Regions from separate parts of the Homo sapiens genome. Here all the other regions are linked to region 1. A link is a loop called in an ENCODE intact Hi-C map of the cell type or tissue named here. Cell type or tissue: mammary epithelial cell. All regions are shown on one strand.

Region 1 (8,000 bases):
GTGGCAGAATATTACAAGGTCTGTGAATATTACAGACCTTGGCATTATAAAATCAATAGCACTGCTGGGTGCGGCAGTGGCTTATGCCTGTAATCCCAGCACTTTGGAAGGGTGAGGCAGGCGGATCACTTGAGGTCACGAGTTCAATACCAGCCTGACCAACATGGTGAAACCCTATCTCTACTGAAAACACATACAAAAATTAGCTGGGCATTGTGGTGGGCTCCTATAATCCCAGCTACTCGGGAGGCTAAGGCAGAAGAATCGCTTGAACCTGGGAGGCGGAGGTTGCAGTGAGTCGAGATTGTGCCACTGCACTCCAGCCTGGGAGACAGCAAGACTCTGTCTCCAAAAAATAATAAATAAATAAATAAATAAATAAATAGAATCAATAGCCCAACGGCAGTATGTTAGGTGTGAGCATGATAGAAAGTGTGAAGGACTTAATTTTCTCATTCTTCATAACAGGGAAAAATAAATGCTAGGATTTAAACATGTAATTTAGCGGGGAGATGGCCCCTAATCTCTTAATGTTCTCCACAAACCTGGAGTGATCTTGTAAAAAATACTCATTTTGCTAACAAATCGAATATGTAAAGTTAACAACTGCTTTTATTTCACTCAAATTTCCTTTCCTTTGGTTAAATTCATATGGAAATATGCTTCATGTATTTTATTGTTTAAATTGACATATACAGTATAATCTCATTTTAATAAAATTCCTTTCCTTCCTTCCTTGCACACTGCCTCTCTTCTTTCCTTCCTGTTACCCATCCTCCCTCTCTTACGTCTCCCATCCTTTCTTCCACTCCCACTCCACCTTCCAAATATATACCTAGACAAACATCTGGAATGATGTTGCCTAATATTAATTCTAGGTTTGGGGAACTAGGGTTTGTAATGATTGCCCTCCTCTCTCCATTTTGGCAACATTTTGCTATATAGCTTGAATGGTTTATAAAAGCACTTATCATTTTAATAAAGACAATATAATACTTTTTTCCAAAAAATTATTCGTATCAATTTTATGGGGTTCTCTTGAGCACTGAATGACATGACCAGGAAAGCACCTGGCACACTGTGGCAAGCACAAGTCCAAGATGGCCCCGAGATTTCTTTCCAGTGATGTACATGCCCTGTACATGCTGGTCCTTCTACCTGGAATGTTCTTTCCTTCTCCCTTTAGCAAATTTCTACTCATCCTTCAGGACCTAGTTCAACGTGAAGAAGTTCCTGACACCTACACCCAGCCAATCAGACCCTCTCTCTGGAGACTTAACGGGGACAGCAGAAAGGGTTAGCGTGCATTCACATAGCAGCAGTGTCCAAGGGTAACTGTTTAGAGGTCTTTGGCACCAAGACTACCTGGCACAGCCCAACTCTTGCTTTATTGAACCTTGTCTTCAGGCTTCCTGTATTCCACCACCTTCCCGGTATCCTTCCAACAAATTGTTTTTATTTAAAGTGGCTAAGTCAGTTTCTGCAGCTTGCAAGTTAAGTACCCAACTGTTGCCCTGTCTCCCCAACATTGAGTTCCAGGCCCTCAGAAGTTTGTGGAATGAATTGAAGTCATGCGGAGGGTCATTGTAACAGGCCATCCTTCCTGCGACCCAACCTCCTGAAGGATGGGACAGGAGACAGATACCTGTGCTGCCTCTGTGAGATGTCTGGAGCTGGAGGGCAAGGCACACACGGACAGTTCTTGCTTGCCAAGGAGCTCTGCCCATCTTAGGGAGGGGAAACGGCTCCAGAGGCTAGACCACGTGCTCAACGCCACACAGCCAGCGGAAAAAGCAGAGGGCCAGGCGTTTTTGCAAACATGCTGGTTTAATCCTCTGTGTGCGCCTCCATACACAGGGTCCTGACCTCGCTGTCCGCTCACTCGGGTGTCCCTTGCGTCCACACTCCGCCTTACACACAAAGGGCTCTCAACAAGTGCTCACTGGCCCCTAATCCTCCCGCCGGGCCCGGGAGAGCAGAATTAGCAACAGCTGCATTTTGCAGATGGGGAGACTCAGATGTGCGAGGGCTACCCCAGGGCATCCAGGTGTGATGTGGGGGTCCCGAGACGCGTCGCCAAGTCAAGATACCCCGGAGCTCAGTTCGTTCCTCAGCCTGAGCGGTGCCCACGATGATGGAAGACTTTGCAAGACCCCTCCTGGGTCGTTTCGAACCGAGCTGCCCTAGAGCTGTCGGGTAGGTGAGGGGGAGACAGGTGCACGAGCTGACCTCGTAGGTGACCGAAGAAGGGGAGGGAAGCAGGCCCGATGGAGCCGACCTGTACCCGACGCAACCCGCTGTGGGCCGAAACGGGAGCTAAGCCAGATGGAACAAACGACCCCCAACCCGAGCCCGGCGGGGCGAACAGGACATCCCGCGTTGTTCCACCTGCCAAAGAGGGCGAGCGCGCGGGCCGATCGGAGCAGAGCGAGAGGGCGGGGCCAAGCGGAGCGGATGGGGCCAAGTGGACGAGCCGAGGGAGTGGGGCGCAGCCGAAAGTAGCCGAGTGAAGCCGAACAGAGACGAGGCGCGGGTCGGGTGGTGCCAAGCGGAAATGAGTGGGGCCGAGCGGGGCAGGGTGGAGCCGAGCGGAGCCGGGTGGAGCCGAGCGGAGCCGAGCGAGTGAGAAGCCGGAGGCCGAGAGGGCCGGGCCGACTTGAAGAGGTGGGGATTGCTGAGGGCTGGTCTGTCGGCTCTGGAAATCCTGTCATACTGTCACTTTTGGATTCCGCCGTTTCCGTCCCAACGGAAAACTGGGGCTCCTGGATTCCCCTGACCCGAGTTGTAACCACCGACGAGAATCTTTTTCACTGGCGGCCTCGGCGTCGGCATTTTATAAAATGAGAGCGGGGAGGGCGGCCGAAGACGAGTGTGCGGAGCCTTAGGCCCCCCGCTCGGGTCCGCTTTTCGTATATTCGGGTAGGATCGGATGTGGTGTCTTCCGTTGAAGTCCCTCGGCTCCAGTTCACCTGGGAGCGGGTGGGGGTTCTGGGGAATGTCACTTTAAAGACTTTGCTTTTGGGGAACGGTCCTGGCGCCTCCTGTGTAGATGCTGTCACTTGAGGTCTAGAAAGGGTCAGTGCGTGACGCAACGGACGCCGGGGAAGCCTGGTCTGGATCCCGAAGTCCAGCTCGTTTACCTGCAACAGGCTGGAGGTCCCTGCAGCCTGGCTGTGAAGGAATTTTACCCGGGGGGCTGCGCCTCTGCCCTTACCAGGGCAACCTCACTGAGCCCCACTGTTTATATCTGTAAGATGAGGAAAGCGATGCCTTCCTCTCAGGCTGCTGTGCAGCTGGATGGGGTGGGGGCTCTGTATTTTGACAGTGTTATCATGTAGTCATATATGGAAAAAATGTCCTTTTATTTTAAAATAAAAACATTTAGGTACCAGGCACTGTTCTAGGCAGTGGGGATATAGACGTGAACAAATCAACCAGTAATGCCTGCATACATTCTAGTAGGAGCTGCTGATCCAGTGGTTTGGCACAAGACTTCAGGCAGTGAACATGGGCATGAAGCACTGAGCCCTTAGGTATCTGAGCCGTTGTCACCCACCGTGCCTGTGTGCTTACTGCTGAATTGCTCTAAAACACAGATCTGATCATGTGGCTTAGTTGCCAGCGCCTGTGAGATAAAGACCGTCAGGAGCGGGCCCTAGCCTACTTTTCCAGTTGCATCTCCCCATCCCTTCTGTAAATTTTCAGGAACACCTGGCCACTCACTCTTCCCAGTACATTCCTCTGCTGTGTATTTTCTAAGTGCTGAGCTCAATGTTAGACACGAGATGGCGCCAGAACTGTACTGAAGGCTTTCTCTAATGGCCGCGGAGTACTCCCCTACCTGTTAACTGGCTTGGTTATTGGAACCTTTAGAAAGCCCCTTAGCATTTGTTTTATAGACAGCCCATATATTTTTTAGTATAATTCTCAATGAATTTTATGTATTGAATAAATTTTCTAGATATAAAAAGGAAGGGGAATATTATGAAACTTACTGCCCCAAGGGTTTCGGTACCATCATCTACTCCTCAGAGAGCAAGCCAGGCCGTTTTACTCAGAAGCTCATTAAGGTTCCTAATTCACTCACAATCTCTTCCTACAGTGTTGTTGCCGGGATGCTTTAGGGAACTTGGCCAAGGTAGGGGAAATTCCCTTCTCTTGGTTGGGCTCTGATTTTTTAAACCAAGAATGATTTTTGTAAACCAAAAATTTGGGGAAATTTCCCCCAAAGTCCCATTTTCTCCCCAAGCTAGTATTAGGTAAAAATCAGATATTACCTGCCCTGGTTTCTCAGCAAAATTTATTTGAAATGTGTGAGATTGCAGGCACCTCCCCATCTGAGGAGAGGCCACGAAATGGAATTTCATCCAAAATTAAAACAGATGTGACCTGGTCTCTGCTGGCATCCTTTATAGATGAGTTTCCTACAAAGACAATCTGTTGGGGTGGGGAAAAATCTTAGAACGATAGAAGTAGTTAGTATTTCACCTCACTTTTTAAAATTTGTATTTGTGGCCGTGTAATGTAGTGTACACTATGAGTCAGTTGTATACATCAAGCCTGTGTTTTTCCATGACGAAAAGATTGCTAGAGGACAAATGCCAAGAGCTTTGTTGGTTTTCCCAGGATCTTCTAGCCAAAGGGGAATCACTGGAACCTGAAGGGACCTCTCTAGGAATGTCTTCTGTAGGTTTTGTCTTTTCACATCTCAGCCTCAGTTTCTTCATCTATAAAATGGTACTCACAATGCCTTCTTCATGGAGTTGTGAGAACACAGTGAGATCTTGTGTGTAAAAAGGCTTTGAAAGCTGTGATGCCGGGGCAGGATAAACAGGGCTCCTGTTAGACCACACAGCCATCTTTGGGCATGGTGGAAATGGCACCCCTTTCTCCTGGTGGATCCAAACCCGTGACAGGGTACATGACTTGGTGAGTTGAGCCTTACCGGATTTCAGTCCCACTTGCCCATTTGACCAGGCACCCTAAGGCAAAGTCTGCACAGGGTTGTGACAACACTGTGGATCAAGTCCAAGTTCATACAGAGGAGCCTACCCTGACTGCCTCTCCCCTTCCCACACCCTGTGTTTCTACCAAACTGAAGCCATCAGTGTTTTGAAAGCAAAAGATCATTTCACCCCTCTGTGCCCTTGCATGTACCTTCCCTTACTCTAGGTGCTCTTGGTGAACTCCCACTCAGTCGTTAAGACCCCACTTAAGCAAGTCTTCAAGTCTATCTCATTTGATAACTTCTCCTTTTATGTCCCTCCTCTTCTTCCATCTGAGTACACTCCTCTATCCTAGCCATGACGCAATTATCTTTTCTGTTCTGCTTCTTCTGCTAGTTTTGGACAAAGATGAAGAAACAAATCTAGAGACTGGATGACCTTGGATCTCAGGTAAGTCCATCTTCAGCATGTGAGCTTGTTAACACAGCAGTTTCTTGTGAAGAGCGGTCACTCTGGGAAGAAATTGCCAGACTGTGGAGCTGCTCAAGGCCAGACAGCATGATTTATTCACCTCTTGGTGCCTGGCTTGCACCATGCCCAGGGCCTGACTGTTGGGTGCTGGTAAGTAACTGTGGACTGATTTACTGACTGTGTCTCATAATTGCCTTCCTGCCCTAGCTGTGAACCAAAGCCGTGGAGATGAAGGAACTCTGGGAGTGAGTGAGGGAAGAGCAGTTGGTATACAGACAGGGTGTTCCAGCTGCAAGAGGAGGGGAATGCAGGAATTGTCTTTTAAATTTGTTATCTGCACCTGAACTACACGTATTCTTTATCCTTGTGAAAAATAAAAATAATTGCAGATTAGGCTGAAATCCAGCCTTCACAGAGGTATCTGCTGTTCTAAGTGGATCAATGTCTGCATGTGGTTTATATGTCTATTAGTATACATGCTAGCTGCAGTGCCAGAAAAGCTTCCAAATCTCAGTTGCTTAACACAAAAAAGTTTATCTCTTGCTCAACACACAGTGTGATGTGGTCGGGAGGTGACTCTGGGCAGCTGTTCCAGAAGGTGTCTCAGGGTCTAGGCTCAAAGTAATGCTCATCCCTTGCTTCTAACCTGTGGCAGGAAGATTGAGTGGGACATTTTAGGGGCTCAGCTAGAGGTAGCATATACTGAGTGTTGCATATTCCAACAGCCAGGACTCAGTCACACTGTCTTAAAGTAACTGCAAAGGAGACTGGGAAATGTAGTATTCTTATGTGGGGAAGATTTGTGAGCATCAAGCAGATCTTGCCACAATAGTCATGCCTATCAATAGGTTATATATTGTATTACATGATGGCATGAGTAGGCAGTAGAATAAAAGTGGTTGAATTTTGGATATACATTATTTTGGCTGTAGAGTAGGCAGGGCTTACTGATGGATATACATGGGGGATAAAGGATAAAAGAAACCAAATCTGATTCCTGAGTTTTGGCATGTGCAACATGGGGGTTTGTAACACTGGATTCTTGACAGAGAGGAAAAGAGACTTGGAGCAGGAAAAGTATTATTGGTGTTTTTTTTGTTTTGTTTTGTTTTGTTTTGGTGGGAGGAGTTCTATTTTTCCATTGTTAAGTTTGAATTGCCTATTAGATATTCATGTGGAGAGGTCTGCAAGCCACAGGAGAAGACAGGGAAGTAGATCTACATTTGGGAGGCATAGGCATGTGGACAATATTGAATGCCAGGAAGAGGGTGCAGATAGAGAAGCATGGAGAGCCTTTCTGTGAGTCCTGGGGCACATCAATATCTAGAGATGGAGCAGAGGAGAAGTCTATGACAGAGATAGAAAAGAACATCCAGTTAGGTAGATGGAAAACGAGGTAAATGTAATGACATGGATATCTGAGAAGAGATGATTTCAAGAAGAAAGGTGGGGCCACCTTGCATTGAAGACCACTAAGAAAGTGAGCAGGAGAGTGACTAAGAGGGAACCATTAGTTTTGGCACCATGAATGTTACTTGAGGCTCTCAGTGGAACCAGTGTCCTTTCCTTCAGATGCAGGAAACAGAAGCCAGTTGGATGCATTCTGGGAGAATAGGAGTTGAGGAAATGGAGGCAACAACCATAGATAGATACTTTTTATGACTAAAGAGAATGAGATGAAAGGATACCCACCCAGGGTATTAACACTGGTGGGCTCTGAGATATGGGATCAGGCTCATTCAGGAAAGTCTGTATATTGTTCTCATTTGTGGCCACTGAACTCTCTGTTTTGCTACCATGCAAATCAGCTATGAATTGGAGATATATTTTTTTAAAGTATAGAACTAAGACTCTTGGACTGCTGAGGGGCACTGTGTGTGTGTGTGTGTGTGTGTGTGTGTGTGTGTGTGTCTAGGCATGCTCTCAACACTTGGAGAGGCAGTTCATGACCCTGTCTTAGATTTTACTTCTGGCTCGTGCAGAGCTTCCTGGACAGCCTCAGGTGAGAACCTAGGGCCTTGTCATGTCTTTCCTAGCATACTTATAGTCCTGAGTATGCATGCTATTCCTATGCATGCTTAAAGCCCCCCATGGACACTTTGTTCCCTGGATTTTACTTTTTAAAAGCTTTTTTGGTTAGCTTGTTATTTGATCCACTCTTATCACTACCTCAGGCAGCTGCAGTATTAAACACTTGCCATTGATGATTTTTGATGAATGCCTGTGGAGAAAAGGCCTTTCACACTGCAGGAAATCTGAGTGAGGTAAAATAAAGAGAAGACCTTTGAGTGGCGCTTTCTTAGGAAGCTCCAGATTAAATAAGGACAGTTGTCTAGGATTGGGGTGTTGGATGTTTCAACCTGTTCTTCCTCTCCAGTAGCTGCTAGGTTGCAGATTTTAACTATGATTACTGATTTTTGATTTTCAAAGGTGCTGTGCAGTTGGGATAAAGTGAGTAAGAATAGAGCAATTTATATGCCAAAAGAAATGCTGTCCTTACCAATATTCAGCCATTTTCTTGAATAAATGCTCTCTGGATTATTATAAGATTTTGGTTAATTTCTAGAGTTCTGAAAGACTTGA
Region 2 (8,000 bases), 1.0 Mb after region 1:
AAGGAAGGGGCTCACATTTTGGCCGCAACGTTTTTGCTCACCTGTGGGGGTTACTGAGGAATACAAGATGCCTGTGCACAGCGGAGCTCAGGGATCCTTTGAGGACAGAAGCCTGGCGCAGCCTTCTGGGGCCAGGGTCCTCTCATAGGGTTTCCCTCTCTCCAGATGAACGATGTGCTCCTGTACACCTATCCCCAGAAGGATGGGAAGTACCGGCTGAAGAACACATTGGCTGTGGCCAACATGAAGGTAAATATCTGGTGCCAGGTACCCCCGGGTTGGGGGACAGGGAGACCCCAGGGGAGAAGGGGACAGCATCCTGCTCCCAGGAGCACCCAGACCAGCTGGAAGAGGGAGGCCCTGCGGAAACAGTGTTGGGCTACAGCAAGTTTGTGCTGTAAGTTGCCCAGGGAAAGGGGAGGGGGATGGAGGGCTTCTTGGAAGAGGAGACTGAACCCTTAGAGTGGATAATATTTGGTCGGATCAGGAAGGAAGGGAAGGAGGGGCATCCTATGAGGAGGAAAATGCATAAGGAAGGGCCTGGGTTGGGGGAACAAGCAGGTGGTTGGTAATTTTTTTAATTGTGATAAAATACACATATCATTTTAAAAGTAACCATTTTTAAATGTACAGTTCTGTGGCACTAAGCACATTTACATTGCTGTGTATCCAGCACCACCATCCATCTCAGAACTCTTTCCTCTCCCCAGACTGAAACTCTGCCCACATTAAAAACCAACTCTCCATTCCCCTCCTTCTCAGCCCCTGGCACCTACCATTCTACTTTCTATGTCCATGAATTTGACTACTATGGGTACCTCGAATGAGGAGTCACACAGTATTGATCCTTGTTTCACTTAGCACAGTGTCCTCAAGGTTGATCCCTGTCATCTGTAGTATGGGTCAGAATTTTCCTTCCATTGTGTGGATAGACCACATGGTGTTTATTCAATCCTCTGCCGATGGACACTGGTGGCTTCCACCTTTAGGCTGTTGTGAGTAATACTGCTGTGAATATGGGCATATGTGTGGGGCTTAGCTCCGTGTAACTTGGTCCTGAAGATGGGAACACTTGGGAGCTGTTGGGGACTTTGAGGAGCAGGAGGTTTTAGGAAGTTAATTCTGGTGCAACAGGAGGCTGAAGTTAGAGAGGGCAACACTGAGGTGGGACAGTGGAGCCGCAGGCGGTTGTCATTGTCAAGGGCAGAGGCAGGGATGGCCAGGAGAGCTGAGAGAGGCACTGTGCAATCTCTCTTGATCCTGTAGGCTCTTTACCATGGGGAAGGGGAAGGAGGAAGCACCTTTCTCAGCATGGAGGTTTGTTCCCTTTTGGAACCAAAGGCTCCACCGAGGAGCCTGTTAGAAAAAGGCATGGGAGACGTGGTCACTGGCAGGTACTTGTCCAACATGACAGTGCACCTGGGGTTGCCCGGGCTGGGCCCTGAGCATGACGCTCTGCAGCCTTCCCAGCGGTGGGTGAGTGGCCAAGAATGATGGAGCTGGCAGCCAGGCACCTTCCACAGCACCTACCATCACAGAAAGGTATGCCCTGAGGCTAGAGAACGGCAGTAGGTGGACATGGTCCCTCTGTTCATCTGCTGCCAGGAGAAGCCGGTCTACACTTGCCCCTCCCTGCCCCACCCTGAAGGAGGCTGCTGTTGGTTTTCCAGGTCAGCCGCCCTGTGATGGAGAAAGTGCCCTACGCTCTAAAGATTGAGACTTCCGAGTCCTGCCTGATGCTGTCTGCGAGGTACGGGCAGGTGGAGGGAGGATGGCGCACAAGGCAGAGGTGTGAGCATGGGAAGGTTCAGAACAACAGATAAGGATGTGCTGTTTTTATTTTGGTATCCTTCTGGGTCAAAGTATCCTTCTGGGTCAAAGGACTTTTTTTCTTTTCAGTGTTTCTTAACCTTTTGGGGAATTTGATAAAAACTTTTCTCCCCCCAAAAAATGTACACACTCATAAAATTTTATATATAACTTCAGGGGTTTCTAGAGCCCATGGCTTAAATATGGCAATAGCAATGTCTCATGTTTGTGGAGCTCTTTATGGATGATTGGGTCTCTACAGCAACACGAAAAGTTAAGGCCAGTAAAAAATGTATTGTGTGCTGCTGTTCATAAAGTGGCCTGCCTTTTTGCGTTCCTGTCTAGAAGATGAGAGAAAAAAAATAATAAGTGAGCGTTCATCACTTATGTTGCCCTGTCTGTGTGGTGTCTTAGTCCATTCAGGCCACTATAACAAAAATACCAGGCCGGGCGCGGTGGCTCACGCCTGTAATCCCAGCCCTTTGGGAGGCCGAGGCGGATGGATCACAAGGTCACAAGATCGAGGCCATCCTGGCTAACACAGTGAAACCCCGTCTCTACTAAAAATACAAAAAATTAGCCGGGCGTGGTGGCAGGCACCTGTAGTCGCAGCTACTCGGGAGGCTGAGGCAGGAGAATGGCGTGAACCGGGGAGGTGGAGCTTGCAGTGAGCCGAGATTGCACCACTGCACTCCAGCCTGGGCTACAGAGCAAGACTCCGTCTCAAAACAAAAACAAAAACAAAAACAAAAATACCATAAACTGAGTGACTTATAAACAACAGAAATTTCCCACAGGCTGCAGGTCAGGAAGTCCAAGGTCAAGGCACTGACTGATTCGGTGTCTGGTGAGGTTCTGCTTCCTGGTTCAAAGACGGTGCCTTCTCACATAGACAATGCCACCTCATGTGGTGGGAGGAGCAAGGGTCTCTCTGGGGCCTCTTGTATAAGGGCACTAATCTCATTCGTGAGGGCTCCACACCCATGGCCTCATCACCTCCCAAAGGCCCTGCCTCCCAACACCAGCACCTTTGGGAAGAGGATTTCTGCATTTGAATTTGGGGGGACACAAACATTTAGACCACAGTGGGGCATGGCATTTCTATCAGAAAGGTCTGCATTTTCTCCAGGCCCTCGGGTTGCCTGGGATCCTCATCTCTGGCTTCAGACCATGACCTTAAAGAGCATCCCCTTTTCCTTCTTTCAGGGCAAGGTAAGCTCAAGCTCTCGGGGGCTTGGAAACCAGGGAGGTATGCCTCCAGCCAAGAGTAGCTCTTCAGCCAGGGACGTGCATGGCAGGGGTCAGCAAGGCTTCTGGGGCTTGGGTGTCTACTCTCAGCAAGCACATGAGATGGGATGGCAGCAGTGCCTATCACATGGGGGTTTATCCTGCATTGGGCGGTTCTGAGTGTGAAATGGGATCTAAATGCACTCATGCACATGCACTCTCATAGATGCATTTTCTCATTAAAATCATTTATTAGGTGGGGCATGGTGGCTTATACCTGTAATTCCATCAATCTGGGAGGCTGAGGCTGAAGGATTACTTGAGGCCAGGAGTTTGGGACCAGCCTGGGCAACATAGTGAGACCCTGTCTCAAAAAAAAAAAAAATTTAAGCATTTATTAGCCACACCTCAGTGCCAGGTCTGGCAACAATTTAGCCGTTGTTGTGCTCTCCAGGAGCCCACATTACAGGTAGGAGAGTTGTAAACTGCTTCAGATGCAGGGCAGTAACTGCTGTAACAATTAATAGTGGTAATGACAGCAGTAACAGGCATTGGACACCTGTCAGGCCCCAGACGCCGCCGTGATCCTCATCACCACCCTTAGAGCTGGGGTTTGCGGCTCCTTCCATGCATAGGGAGTTGAGGCTTGCAAAAGGGTCACACAGCCAGGTGAGGTGGAACTGGAGTTTGAACCCAGGACTGTGTGGACCAGAGCTCTTATCTGTTACAGTCTACTGCATGAGGGAGTAGAAAAGGGCTTGGAAACCCAAAGGAGGGACTGCCCCATCTGGAGGAGTGAGGGAATGCTTCCTGGAGGAGGTGATGCCTGGGTGGGGGTCGTGGCCTCACCTCTCCTTGTGATAAAATCAAGGGCAGGAGGCTGCCAGCAAATAGTTTCTGTTAGTCCGGCCATGACTTGAGGGTGGTGACGATCCACACGTGGGCCTTCAGGTGGGGCTGCCCATCTCCCAGGGCAAGGACAGTGGCCTTTAGCATGCCAGTCACCTTCCTGCTAGTCCAGACCCTTCACACTTGAAGCTCCCAGGGGACCGCAGGACCCATTCATCACATTTTAGGGACATGGTGTCTTGCTGCCCACAATGCTGATTCAGCCTCTGCCCTGCAGCACTGCTCCCGCCCAGGCCAGCGGGCCCTTATGCTTGCTTTCCGGGGCAGGCTGCACACTTACCTGTGGTGTAGGCGCGGCATCTAGTGGACACTGTGAGAACTTCACCCAGCTAGCTGGCACCCAGCCCAGGCGTAGCTCTTGCCACTCAGGAAGCCCTCCCTGGTGCAGAGCAGGGACTTGGAAAGTGCCTGTTGGATGACTGTCTGGGAAGCTATGTGGGGAGATGAGGAAGGTGGGAGACACAGATGTTTACCTTTGCCAGCTCCCACCTACCCCTCATCCTCCACAGGTACCCAGCCCTCTGTCCCCTGCCAGCCCGTTTCTCCTGAAGTGTGGGACCCTCTGGGCCTTCCTAATGTCTCTTGCTTTTGCACAATGTTGACAATGTGGTTCCACGTCCCACATCTCCCTTCATCCCCACAGCAGCCCTGGGAGTTAGGGGAATATCATTATTCCAGTGTAAGAAGAAACAGACCCAAGGACAGCTAATGGACCAGTGGTCTGCTCGTAAACCTAGTCTGGCAGGTGATCTCTTCTTTGCTGGTGGTTCTGGGCAGTGTGAGAGGTGCAGGCTCAAGGGGCATCTGAGTGAGAACCTCATCCATGCCGAGATGGAGGGTGGGAGGCAGAGCTGCTCCTGCCTTTGCTCACTCCAGCCCATGCCCGCAGCTCCTGTGCAGAGAGGGACGAGTGGTATGGCTGTCTGAGCAGAGCCCTCCCTGAGGACTACAAGGCCCAGGCGCTGGCTGCATTCCACCATAGCGTGGAGGTGAGTGGGTGGGCAGGGCCCACGGGCCACCAGCTTCAGAGACCTGGGGTTCCCTGGGCGGGCATTGCTGTTGCCACTCACACCCAGATGGACGTGTAGCTCCTGTCTTGGGGCACTGGCTCCCCCCACACCCCTGCCATGCTCCCACCCTAGTCAGGGGCGGCCTCCGTGTAACCTAGGAGCCCAGCACCCACAGTCTTGTTCTCACAGTCTGGCTGTTTCCCAACCAAGGGTGAGCATCCTGGAGGGTGCAGGAGAGGCCTTTCACATCAGACCCACTCACCCACACATCACACACCCTGCACAGAGACGCAGGGCAGGGCTCACTGGGCTCTGCATCTGGCTGGTCTCCTGGCCACATTCCACATTACTCAGCCAATTCTGTTGCTGCAGATACGAGAGAGGCTGGGGGTTAGCCTTGGGGAGAGGCCCCCCACCCTGGTGCCTGTCACACACGTCATGATGTGCATGAACTGCGGCTGCGACTTCTCCCTCACCCTGCGGCGTCATCACTGTCACGCCTGTGGCAAGGTGAGTCGCTGCATCTGGGGTGAGTGTGTGCATGGGGGTGGGGTGGGGGAAGGGCATGTCCCTGCCCAGCCGGGGGCTCAGGGATGTCCAGCAGCTACTGTAAGCCCCAGAGTGAGGCATGTTCACACCAACCCGAGAGGAACAGATTGCTAATTCCCATTTTATAGATCATCAAACCAGAGCTCCAAGTCCCAGGCCTCTTCCACACCACCACGTTTTCAACAGAAAACCGTAGCATACGTGGCTATTGTGCTTGGAGAAAAAAGTATCATGTAGTGGTTAAGGGCGCGGGCTCATCAGAAAAGCAGATAGGCGCTGGCTCAGAAACAAGATGAAGCCTTGCCGGAAAAGTAGGGGACACGCACAGCTCCATGATCAGAACCTGGGGCTCCCTAGGGGCAGTTGTGGGTGGATTAGCAGAGGGAGCGGAGGGGAGGGGTGCAGGTCTCCTTTGCATGCACTGAGAGGGGTGAGAATCTTCCCACCTGGGCCTGCAGATCGTGTGCCGGAACTGTTCGCGGAACAAGTACCCGCTGAAGTACCTGAAGGACAGGATGGCCAAGGTCTGCGACGGCTGCTTCGGGGAGCTGAAGAAGCGGGGCAGGGCTGTCCCGGGCCTGATGAGAGGTAACCTGGGGACCACTTGCCTTCTTCCAAGTGGCCTGGTGGCTTCTCCCCAGGCTCCAGTGGCTTCTCTGTGGTCCATGGTTCATGCCTGAAACCGCTTTCCCTGGAGGGAGTTATTCACTCCATGGAGGGAGGAAACAGAGGTTCGGGCACCATTTTCCAATATGTGGATTCTGTGGAAAATTGATCGGTGTCCCCAGAAGAAGAGCTCTGTGGGTAGCTAAGCTTAGGAATCAGTGTGTGTGTAAGGGGACAGAGGCAGGGAGCTCCTGTGTCCTTTACCATAGAGGCCCTCTTGTCAAGTATCCTATAGGCCTGTGCCTGTAGCGCCTTTCTGGGACTAAGGACTATATAAGCGTGGCAGCAGAGGAGCTGGGGTCAGGGAGGGGTGAAGCTGTTCCACACAGGAGCCTTGGGAAGCTGAGCCGGCCCCTGAGAGACCTGGTCAGTGCTGAAGGGACAGGCCTTGCCCAAGCAGGGTCAAGTTCCCAGGAAGGAGAGCAGGTGTATCTTGGGCCTAAAACTAAAGTCTTTCCCTGGCCTCCACTCCACGGGGCTGGACTAAGGTCATCAGAGAAGACAGCCCAGTCCCTGCTACCTGGAGGCCTGGAGGTGAAGGGCTGTCCAGCGCCCTGGAAAAGCGTCCCCTCCCCAGCCCCCATAGCCTTTGTCTGTTCCTGCAGGAGGGAGGGAGGAAGAGTGCTTGACTTTCAGGTCCCACTTAACCCCCATGGCTCACATTCCTAGAGGGATTTTACAGGAATCAGTGTTCCAAAGACAAGCCGCAGGCACGCCTCTCACCTCCCTTCCATGTGGCTTCTTTCAGTTACAGAGCGGCCTGTGAGCATGAGCTTCCCGCTGTCTTCACCCCGCTTCTCGGGCAGTGCCTTTTCATCCGTCTTCCAGAGCATTAACCCCTCGACCTTCAAGAAGCAGAAGAAAGTCCCTTCAGCCCTGACAGAGGTAAAGCAGGCAGGGCTACCCAAGTGGGAAGTAGGGCATTTGGAAGGTTCATGGTCATCCTGGGTAGACGGAGTCAGACCCTGCCCTGTCCCAGCCTGACCAGTCTCTTCCAGACAGAGCATTCCTAATGGAAGCATCCCAGCTACGAGGACCGACTTGACAGTGATGGTGCTAGGCGACATCTTTCCCATCCTTCTCTCTACCTCTCCCCTCCTCCTCTTTCTTTTCTCTCCTTTTTCTCCTGCCCCATAGCTTAGATCTAGTACCCAAGCAGACTGCACAGATCACGGGGGCTCTTCATTCTAAAGGAGCCAAATTCCTGTGTTGGTCCTTCCATGTCATCCCCTCATCCTAGGGGTCCCAACCCGGCTCAGGTGTTGACGTCCCTGGAGGCCATGGGCTCCGCAGGAAACTTCAGAACTGGCTAAACTCAATTGTATCCCACAAATAGGACCAGATTGTATGTCTGTATTTCCATTCACAACCACAGACCAATGTATGTCTGTGAATACACAAGGAGTCCACAAGTGTGATCAGCTGCTTCCAAGTTAGTCCATTAATATCAAGTAGCAGGTAGCAAGGGTTTAAAAAAGTGTTAGGGAATGGAAAATTTAAATAGGTACAGTTTTATCCATTAACTTGTTCCTTTTGCAAATTAAAAATCTTGGAAATCACACATACGGCCGGGCGCGGTGGCTCACGCCTGTAATCCCAGCACTTTGGGAGGCTGAGGTGGGCAGATCACGAGGTCGGGAGATCCAGACCATCTTGGCTAACACAGTGAAACCCCATCTCTACTAAAAATACAAAAATCAGCCGGGTGTGGTGTCATGCAGCTGTAGTCCCAGCTACTCGGGAGGCTGAGGCAGGAGAATCGCTTGAACCTCAGGGAGGTGAAGGTTGCAGTGAGCTGAGATGGCGCCACTGCACACCAGCCTGGCGACA
Region 3 (8,000 bases), 220 kb after region 1:
CTTAAATATGAATTATCCAAACCCCTTGTAGTAAAGCATAATCTCCACCCACTTCCAATTGCTTATACGGTGCCAATTCCTTATCACCAATTTGTTTTTCCAGTGATAAGTGGAAAAGGATGGAACCTTTTGCCTAACCCAAGTCGAGTTGGGCAGACAGTTCGAGAATCTCTGCTGTAAGTTACCATGGCTGGAAGAACCCAGCCCTGAAAATCCAGCACCATTATGTAACACTCATCCATTCCTTTCTGCTTTCTAGTAAATGTTGACTTCCTGGCTAGATTGTAGCTTCATGGGCAGTACCATGAATGAATCACTCTATGTCCCTAGGGCTTGGAACTGTAGATTCCATGAATGCATCAAATAAATGGGGTACATGACATGGTCACAAAACAGTAACACCTTGATTGTGACCAAAATTTTAACAAAAGAAATATCGTTTTTAAATGTGCAAAACTCTGTTAAAAGAAGTCGTTAGGGTCTGTCATGCCTTCCATGCTTGGCCAGCTCCAGGTTCTTAGCTCCTAATCAAGCAAGGTTTAAAAAAGCTCTGGATATAGAAAGCAGTTCTCTACCTCCATACACCTCCCAACCACAAATCCTTGCATTTTAACCATGCCTTCAAGCTTTAACATGGTGGCGCCTCATTCTCCAGTGTGGCAGGCAGCTTCCTGTTACTCGTATTCTTGTGTCCCTCTCCTTGAGTGTGGGCTGTGTCTCACTTCTAACAAACAAATAGACTATGGTAAAGTTATGGAATGTCCGTTTTGAGATTAGGTGATGAAAAGGCTCTGGCATCCATCTTGCTCTCTCGCTTGCTCTGATGGAAGCCACCTCCCATGTTGTGAGCTGACCCTTTAAGGCAAAGGCCATGTGGCAAGGAACTGAAGGAGGTGTCTGGCCAACAGCCAGTAAGGCACTGAGGCCCTCAATCCACAGCCCACAAGATTCAACCCACTGAACCCTCCCAGAAACCACTTCGAGCGATCTTGAAAGGCCTGTCCCACCTTGAGATGACTACAAGTATCATAGCCTCATGAGACACTGAGCCAGAGAACCCAGGTAAGCCATGCCCAGATTCCTCGTTTCAAGCTATTAAGTTTTAAGGCAATTTTTTACATAAATAACTTAACACATTTGAGACAAATGAGGCATTACTATGCCACAGCCTGAAAACTGTCTAGCAGTTACCTTAGGCAAGTTAATCTATTTTCAAACAGGAAGAGCCTTCCCCACCTCATAGACTAACTGTAATGTCTGTGTGAAGGCATCTGCTCACATATAAAATAAGTAAGCTTCCTTTGAACTCAACACAGAAAATTTTAACGGACTCAAATTGGTTTACCAATATCTTTCAAGAGGAATTTCAATTGAATTGTTCATAATTTATACTTTTTTATATAGAAAACATTTTTAACTAGTGAAAACAAAGGACACATTCAAAATCAGGTAGAAATCATGTTTCCTTTTAATTGAATACTTAATTCACAACGTTTCCTCTCTTGCTGCTACTCTGGTAATAATTAGGTCCCCACCTCTCAAGAACATTGCACCTGACTAGACTGAGAGCCAGTGTGAACATGGGCCCCAAACCAGGGCTTTCGGAATAACAAGGAACAGCCAAGCCAGCCTCTCCCTTCACTTAGAAAGGGATTATGAATGGAAGGGTCCAAATCTTCATCATCCAAACACAGAAAACCAGGAGCTCAACACCTACATGGAAACCAAAATGTATCAGGAATAAAGTACAGTACCCCTTCACATACTCAAGGTCAAGATGGGTTTGCAGAAATCATATCTGACCATCTGGCCTCTGCTAGTAGATATGGCCCCATCCCAGCATTTTTAAGAGATGTTTTTGTTGTATTATTTCCCCAAGGGGTATAAAATCTACCAAAAGGAATATAATGAATCAGAATAAATCAGCTCACTCACAAGAAACGTTCTTGGGTAATGGTTTTTAGTTGCTGAGCTTATTCAGCACATTATTTAAAAGTGGCAAAATTCAGGGCAATCTGAGAATTCAAAAGTGGCGGCCACAGGTTTGGGTAGGACACACATACATACAACCCCCATTTTTTTCAGTGTATATGTCAAGATGTCAAGACCTCAAGACCTCTGATCATCAAAATAAGTTATTTTGTATATTATAATGCACAGGACAACAGAAGGAAACTTTCTTGGAAGGTGATGACAAGGCCTTTTGCAAAAGGTCCACTCCAAAAGGACTGGTGCCCAGTGCCTTGTGGCCTTCATTAACTTGATCCCTCCTCTTCTTTGGTTGCAGTGGCCTCAATGGGAGCTGTTTCTTCTGCTTGTTCTGCTGGCTTCTTCTCTCTTTCCTCTTCCTCATCCTCATCCTCTTGGGGATAGAGGTCTGGGTATTTCTGCATGCATTCCTGCATGGCCCGGAACTGGTCTACACAGTCTGACCCCTTGATCTCCTCCGTGCTATAGTGGAAGCAGGAAAAGGCTGACTTAAACTGTTCTCCACAGGGACCGCTGGCCATTCCCCCAAGGCATGGGCAGTTCCAGTTAATGTTTCCATTTGGCAGTATCAATCCTAGAACAGGAAGATAGAGAGATGTTCTCTAAAGTTTCAGAAAATACAAAACTAGTCCAGTCCTCACAGGCTACTGAGGGGGTGCAGAACAGGAACTATTGTTGCCTATGGACCCACACCTCGATTTGGATTAGGTTTAAAGCCTAGCACATATCCAGCATTCCTTGGCCCACCTGGGAGAGAAGCCACCAATGACATATTTCTCCACGTGTGACACTAATTTATTCTAAGCCACCTCTCAGTGCTCTGAGGCTGTGCTCCAAGAATTAAATACCGGGACCCATTTAGCCCAAAGAAGAGGAGATCACTTGGATGGTTAGTGAGGAGCTTTTTGAAAGCCCAAACACTTTAAGGAACTGAGGTATTGATCTCCTCTTTCCAATCCCCCTCCCCATATGGATGATCAGGACCACCCCACCCCCATGCTCCCTGCCCCCCTGAGCCCCTCTTGCCCTGCAGCTGCTCTCAGAAGCTCAGCATAGCCTGGGGACTGGTGAAAAGGAGGAGGTTGCTCCTTATGTACTGACGAAGAAAGATGTCCAAGACATGCTGCACAATGAGAAGCTGGTGGCATACCATTAGTGCGAGTGCATTCTTGTAAAAATCAACCAAACCTGTTAAACTGCACATATGTGTTGGGCAGGAAGCAAGGTTATAGATGGGTTTTCATTTTCACTATATTAATAGGCTTCTTACTTTTGACTTTTATACCTTTTCTTATCATTGAACTTTATTCACATCTAAATAGTATTTCTTGGTTTTCCAAAATGCTCTCAAAACGATGGCTTCATTTTCAGCTTTGTGAAGACATGATTCATACAGAAGTTTCTTACATGATTCTTATTAAGAGACTGAAAGTACTTTCTAAGAGAGCCTCTAAAAGGTCCTGTGAAATTACACATGATTCTTCACTCCAGGGCAGTACCCAAGCCTGGCACTCTGCACTAACGTCCAAAGTCCTAGGCGAAACCCCGCCTGCCTTCAATTCCAGCTTGGGAAGCTCCACTGATCAATGGATCTGCTGTAGCTATTCCTGTTCCTTACTTGTAAAATGGGGACAGCAAGGACGATGCCAACTAGTGCTGCCCCCTTAGCAGGCGCAGACCCCCAGGACCATCAGCAGTTGCAGATCAAGTTCTCCTGCATTAAGCTACGTTTGGTAACTCACATAAGCCTTCTGACAACCTTCTGCAGTGGGTGCTACTAACCCCAGTTTACTCATGCAGTCTCTGGGGTTCATGGTCCAAGTGAGGACTGCAGACTGGGCTGACAGGATTCCCAGAGTCCATGCCCCTTCCCCTACATCTCACCACTTCTTGAAATGGACCTCAGTGCTGGAGAAACATTTGCAAATGCTGCCCCCTGGAGCTTCAAATCTGCTCACAAACCTGCACAACCAGTTTCCAAAAGAGGTAATACTGACATTTAAAAATTACAACCCAGTACAAATTGACCAGGTGGTTGATTAAAAAAAATCATAACAAAAAATGTATAACCTAGGTCTCCAGGAGTCCTTGTTTCATTGTTTCTTAGGGGCAGGTAAGCTGGAATGAGATACCTCCTCACAAAGCACATGGTGCCAATTTGCATTTCAGGGACACAATATAAATCCACACAGAGGGTACCTTTGGCATGTTACATAAAGCTCAGATGCAGTGTGTTGTCAAACATGCAGTCTAAGGCCTGAAGTTCCAGTCTCTGGCTGAGTCAGTCTCCGCCCCCGCCCAGGCCCCCAGTTTTCTCATTGGATCAGATGATCTTTAAGGCCCTCTTGATGTTTTGATTCTAGGAAAATTAATTCTGCCACCTTTTTTCTTGGTACTCTTAGCTATTCCAAGCACCATCTCAGCTGCAGAGCTGGATGCTGGAAGGCAGGTAGATGGCATAAAATGGTGGCTTACTTGGTCCACTTACTAATTTTGCAGTTTAAGAGCTTGAAACTTGGGTCCCAGAGTTCTTTGCGTTTTATAGGCTTCTTTTTACAAAGTATTCACTATAAGGGGCTGTAAAGCCAAATGCATCATATGGTATACCTACTATCCAAGCAGATACATTGCAAGTGACAGAAGCAGGTAAAAAAAAACAACAGGGACAGGAAAGAATGGTGGGATCTGGAGGGGGCAGACCAGTCTAAAGGCAGATACGTACTGCTTTTAATAACACTGTGAGGCAAACAAAACAAGGCCCGATTTGTCCTGCAGGCCTCCACAGTCTTGATCAATTAATGAAATGTGCTTAATATGGATCTAAAGATAAGCAAGGTACTAGAATTGACATGTAAGCCCTGATCAAGATTACCCTTGCAGCTGTCTTTCTCAGAATGCTAACACTTTGTATAACGTCTGCATTTCCCACTGCTCCCACTGGGTGCTGGATATGTATTTTATGCTTTAACCCCTAGGAGCAGTCAGGGCAACAAGTGAAGGGTCCTACAAGGAATATACACACATCAGTTAGCATTTGAGAAATTCCAATCAGGAGCCCATATTCTCGAGGCGGCTGCTTCAAGCTCTTCAATTACCAGTTAGCACTAGAAGATTAGTTGTCATCATGGACATCAGAAGTGGTTTTTGATTGGTGAAGTGACTACTGTACAATACGTAGATTGTTCATGGACACTGCACACACACATCCACCTCACACGGTCTGCAGTAGTAAGTATCTAGTGAGTTTAGCAGCCCAAATCCTTTGGAACAATGTCCTAGGCCTAAGCGACCACTGTTATATTCAGCCATTAACCAAGGAGTGAGCAACAGCTCTGACTAGGTTAGCTGACTCCTGCTGCTAGAAAGCTGTCTGTGGCAAGTGACCTTTTCATGTAAGGTGCTTGCTGGAGCAGTTAGAGACAGCAGGGACTTCACCAACCTTACAGAACAAGGTGAATGACTGTCTACTTGCTAATAAAGTTGGTAGATGTGGCAGAATTCAGTCTGGCAACTTGTCTGAGCAAAAGCCCTGTCACCTTAACCTACCTATAACTGCTGGAATCTACTAATACCCTCTCCCAAAACTTAGCTGTTGTGCCAGGGAAGTACATCAGAACAAGGCTGGAAAGCACAGTCCCTCAAACCTCTGAGGAAGATAAACCACTGCCCTCAGAGATGGTCTATGGCTGAGAATAGATACCTGAAAACTTGGCCTTGGCTAGGAAAACATGGGAAAGGAATTAAGAACACTGAGCTTCTCCCCAGTGCCCTGGTGTGGGTCCCTGGGAGGCCACATGTCACTCACCATGCTCCTCGTATGGATCGTTGGGGTCATCAGCCACCAATTCTGCACTGCTTGGAGTTTCATGATCTTCTTTGGTTACAAATATGATTCGATCCTTCCCTAGTGTTTGGAGAACAGAGGAAGAAATATTTCATTCAAGAGCAGTGAATCAGCTTTAAACCCAAAGCAGCCGCCACACAAACCAAGTTTGAAGACTCTCCCATATGCCATCCCTATGTGAGGTGACTATCAAACTGCTCTCATATGCTAGGGGTAGCAAACAAAAGCGGATGGATAAGGGGCAGGGCAGGAAAAGAAGCACTGAAGAAAAAGAGTGTCCTGGGGTTGACCCACAGGGTTCAGAATGCATAAAAGTTGAAGGAAGACTGAGCACATTGGCAAAGTGAGTGTGCAGTGATGTGGGTCCTCAGCCTACAGATCACTGCAGCCCACATAGCTGATGCGGCCACAGGCCCCTGCCTCTGAAAGGCTGAGGACACAGGTGGTCTGAGAGGGACCACAGCCAGCACCCCCACTAGGCCTCTGGGCTCCTAATCGTGGCCGGAAGAAGGAAGGGTCATAAGGTGAGGAACACTGCAGCCGTTCCACTCCCCACAGTCCAAGAGGCCGGGGGACCATTTCCCAACAAGTATAATAACTGGAGGGGGGCAGTGGGAGGAGCACTTCTCAGATCTTTTTAACTGTGACCATCTGCAGTTTATTTTTTTAGGACAAACCCAACAGTGGTTAGGGTCAGGACTGTGGTCCTGTGAGGACCAGCATGGGAAAGCCAGCAGGCCTAAAGTGCAGAGCACCTTGTTCACAACCAGAGCCCTCACCCTGGGGCCTGGCTGCCGGAAGGTCTGAGGGCTCCAGGAAAACAGACCAGTGAGAGTCAAATGCATTTTATATTAGGAGCTTCTCCTCACTGGAGGCTGGGTGAGCACAGAAAAGCACATCAGTCCTGGCCAAACCAGGGTGGGTGCATTCACTGCCTTAGAGTGACCCCCTATGAAGTATTATCACCCTCAGCCCCCATGGAGTACAACAGAAAACCAAGGCTGAGTTAAGCAGAAGGGAGGTCCTTACAGCCCTCTCTGCTACACCTTGTAGCTGTCAACACTTTACCTCACCTCCCTAAAAACTTTGGCCATCAGCTAACCACACCACAGGTATGTGTCAGATATTCCCATTGTGGGCAAGGAGCACCTTGTCCTCAGTACCCCACACTGCACGGTGGGTCATCAGTTTCTCCAGCTGTCCCCAGAGAACAGACAGAGCCAGTCCATCTTTTGGTCCTCCGTGTGAGCTCATTCCTCCATCCTATCGCCACCCTGAGAGGGAGGTAGCAGCATCCCCTTTTAATGGTGGTGAGCCTGAGGCTGTGAGTAGTAACTTGCTGGGCCACACAGGACAGGATGCTCTGAAGTCTACACTGTTGGAGATCCTTTCTACACACCCATACTGCCCCGCACCAACATTTGCACAAGAATAATCGACAGCTGACACTGAGCACTTAGCATGACTGGGCACTGCCTGAGAGCTTGTGCACCTTGGGCAATGAATAAATACAATAAATTCTGACCCAACCTCGGCCCCAAAAAGCTTAGAACCAAGTGAAATGTTTGCCAAGTAAACAAACAAGATCTTTCTTGTACTTTCCTGGTGAAGGTGAATGACAAATTCTACAGACCAACTGACCATGCATTCTGATCCTAGAAGATCTGGGGTACTGGGACCCTCATCTGGAAGGGGATAGGAGGTGCCAAGCATTTAAGAAGACTTCTTCAGGTATGGCCAAAAGTGCCTGGCAGAGAGCCACAGTGCATGGCTCTGAGTGAGTGGCCACTGTGGGCGCAGAGGCCGGACCTGCAGAAACGTGGCCCTGTGAAAGCTGCGGGCATCTCTGATCACTTTATACTTTTTGTTTATATTTAGAAAAGTTCAGTCACAGCTATGCTGAGGGGAAAGCAAGGAAAAAGGTTTGGGCCCATGCTTGGGCTGAAGTAATTAAGGAAGAGGCTTCTGGAAGGAAGGGGGCAGTGACAACAAAAACCGAGCGACATCTCCAGTGAGAAGGACAGTTCAGGGGACAGAGGGAGGGCACTTTGGTGCCTTACGCCATGCCCACACTGCACAGGGTCTCTTACACTAGAACAGAGTAACAACAAAAAACCCTCAGCACACGGGGCCAGGACCCCCAACCCACTGGAGGCTTTTGCTCCCA

What was found. Peaks named below come from ENCODE experiments on the same cell type or tissue, not always from the same donor. Only the 100,000 strongest peaks of a DNase experiment are listed, where the experiment ranks them.
Region 2: a loop joins it to region 1, with 15 times the contacts of the local background. A loop is called at or near these places in 14 of 110 quality-filtered maps.
Region 3: a loop joins it to region 1, with 18 times the contacts of the local background. A loop is called at or near these places in 79 of 110 quality-filtered maps.

Annotation. Positions count from the first base shown.
Region 1 is chr3:13,892,961-13,900,960 of GRCh38, forward strand. It overlaps LOC105376957 (a long non-coding RNA gene), which reads left to right and starts at 2,624. Exons shown (of 3, transcript XR_001740602.3): 1 at 2,624-2,919; 2 at 5,343-5,396. RefSeq lists an enhancer at 2,735-2,874. In mammary epithelial cell, a CTCF peak has its summit at 3,786 (motif pointing right); DNase peaks (open chromatin) are centred at 2,491 and 3,781; H3K4me3 peaks cover 1,353 bases; H3K27ac peaks cover 602 bases.
Region 2 is chr3:14,917,084-14,925,083 of GRCh38, forward strand. FGD5 (FYVE, RhoGEF and PH domain containing 5) reads left to right here. Exons shown (of 20, transcript NM_152536.4): 12 at 166-249; 13 at 1,671-1,750; 14 at 4,835-4,934; 15 at 5,328-5,465; 16 at 5,963-6,092; 17 at 6,925-7,055. It overlaps LOC105376963 (a long non-coding RNA gene), which reads right to left and starts at 6,979. Exons shown (of 4, transcript XR_007095829.1): 1 at 6,894-6,979; 2 at 5,218-6,265; 3 at 4,226-4,376; 4 at 3,264-3,400. RefSeq lists enhancers at 4,043-4,542, 5,058-6,257 and a silencer at 7,102-7,281. In mammary epithelial cell, a CTCF peak has its summit at 4,252 (motif pointing left); DNase peaks (open chromatin) are centred at 1,578 and 4,238.
Region 3 is chr3:14,110,632-14,118,631 of GRCh38, forward strand. CHCHD4 (coiled-coil-helix-coiled-coil-helix domain containing 4) reads right to left here. Exons shown (of 3, transcript NM_001098502.2): 2 at 5,795-5,893; 3 at 1,446-2,563. The coding sequence ends at 2,256. Among named protein-coding and RNA genes, the nearest start is that of CHCHD4, 10 kb to the right of the region's middle. In mammary epithelial cell, a CTCF peak has its summit at 3,925 (motif pointing left); no DNase peak of the experiment used is centred here.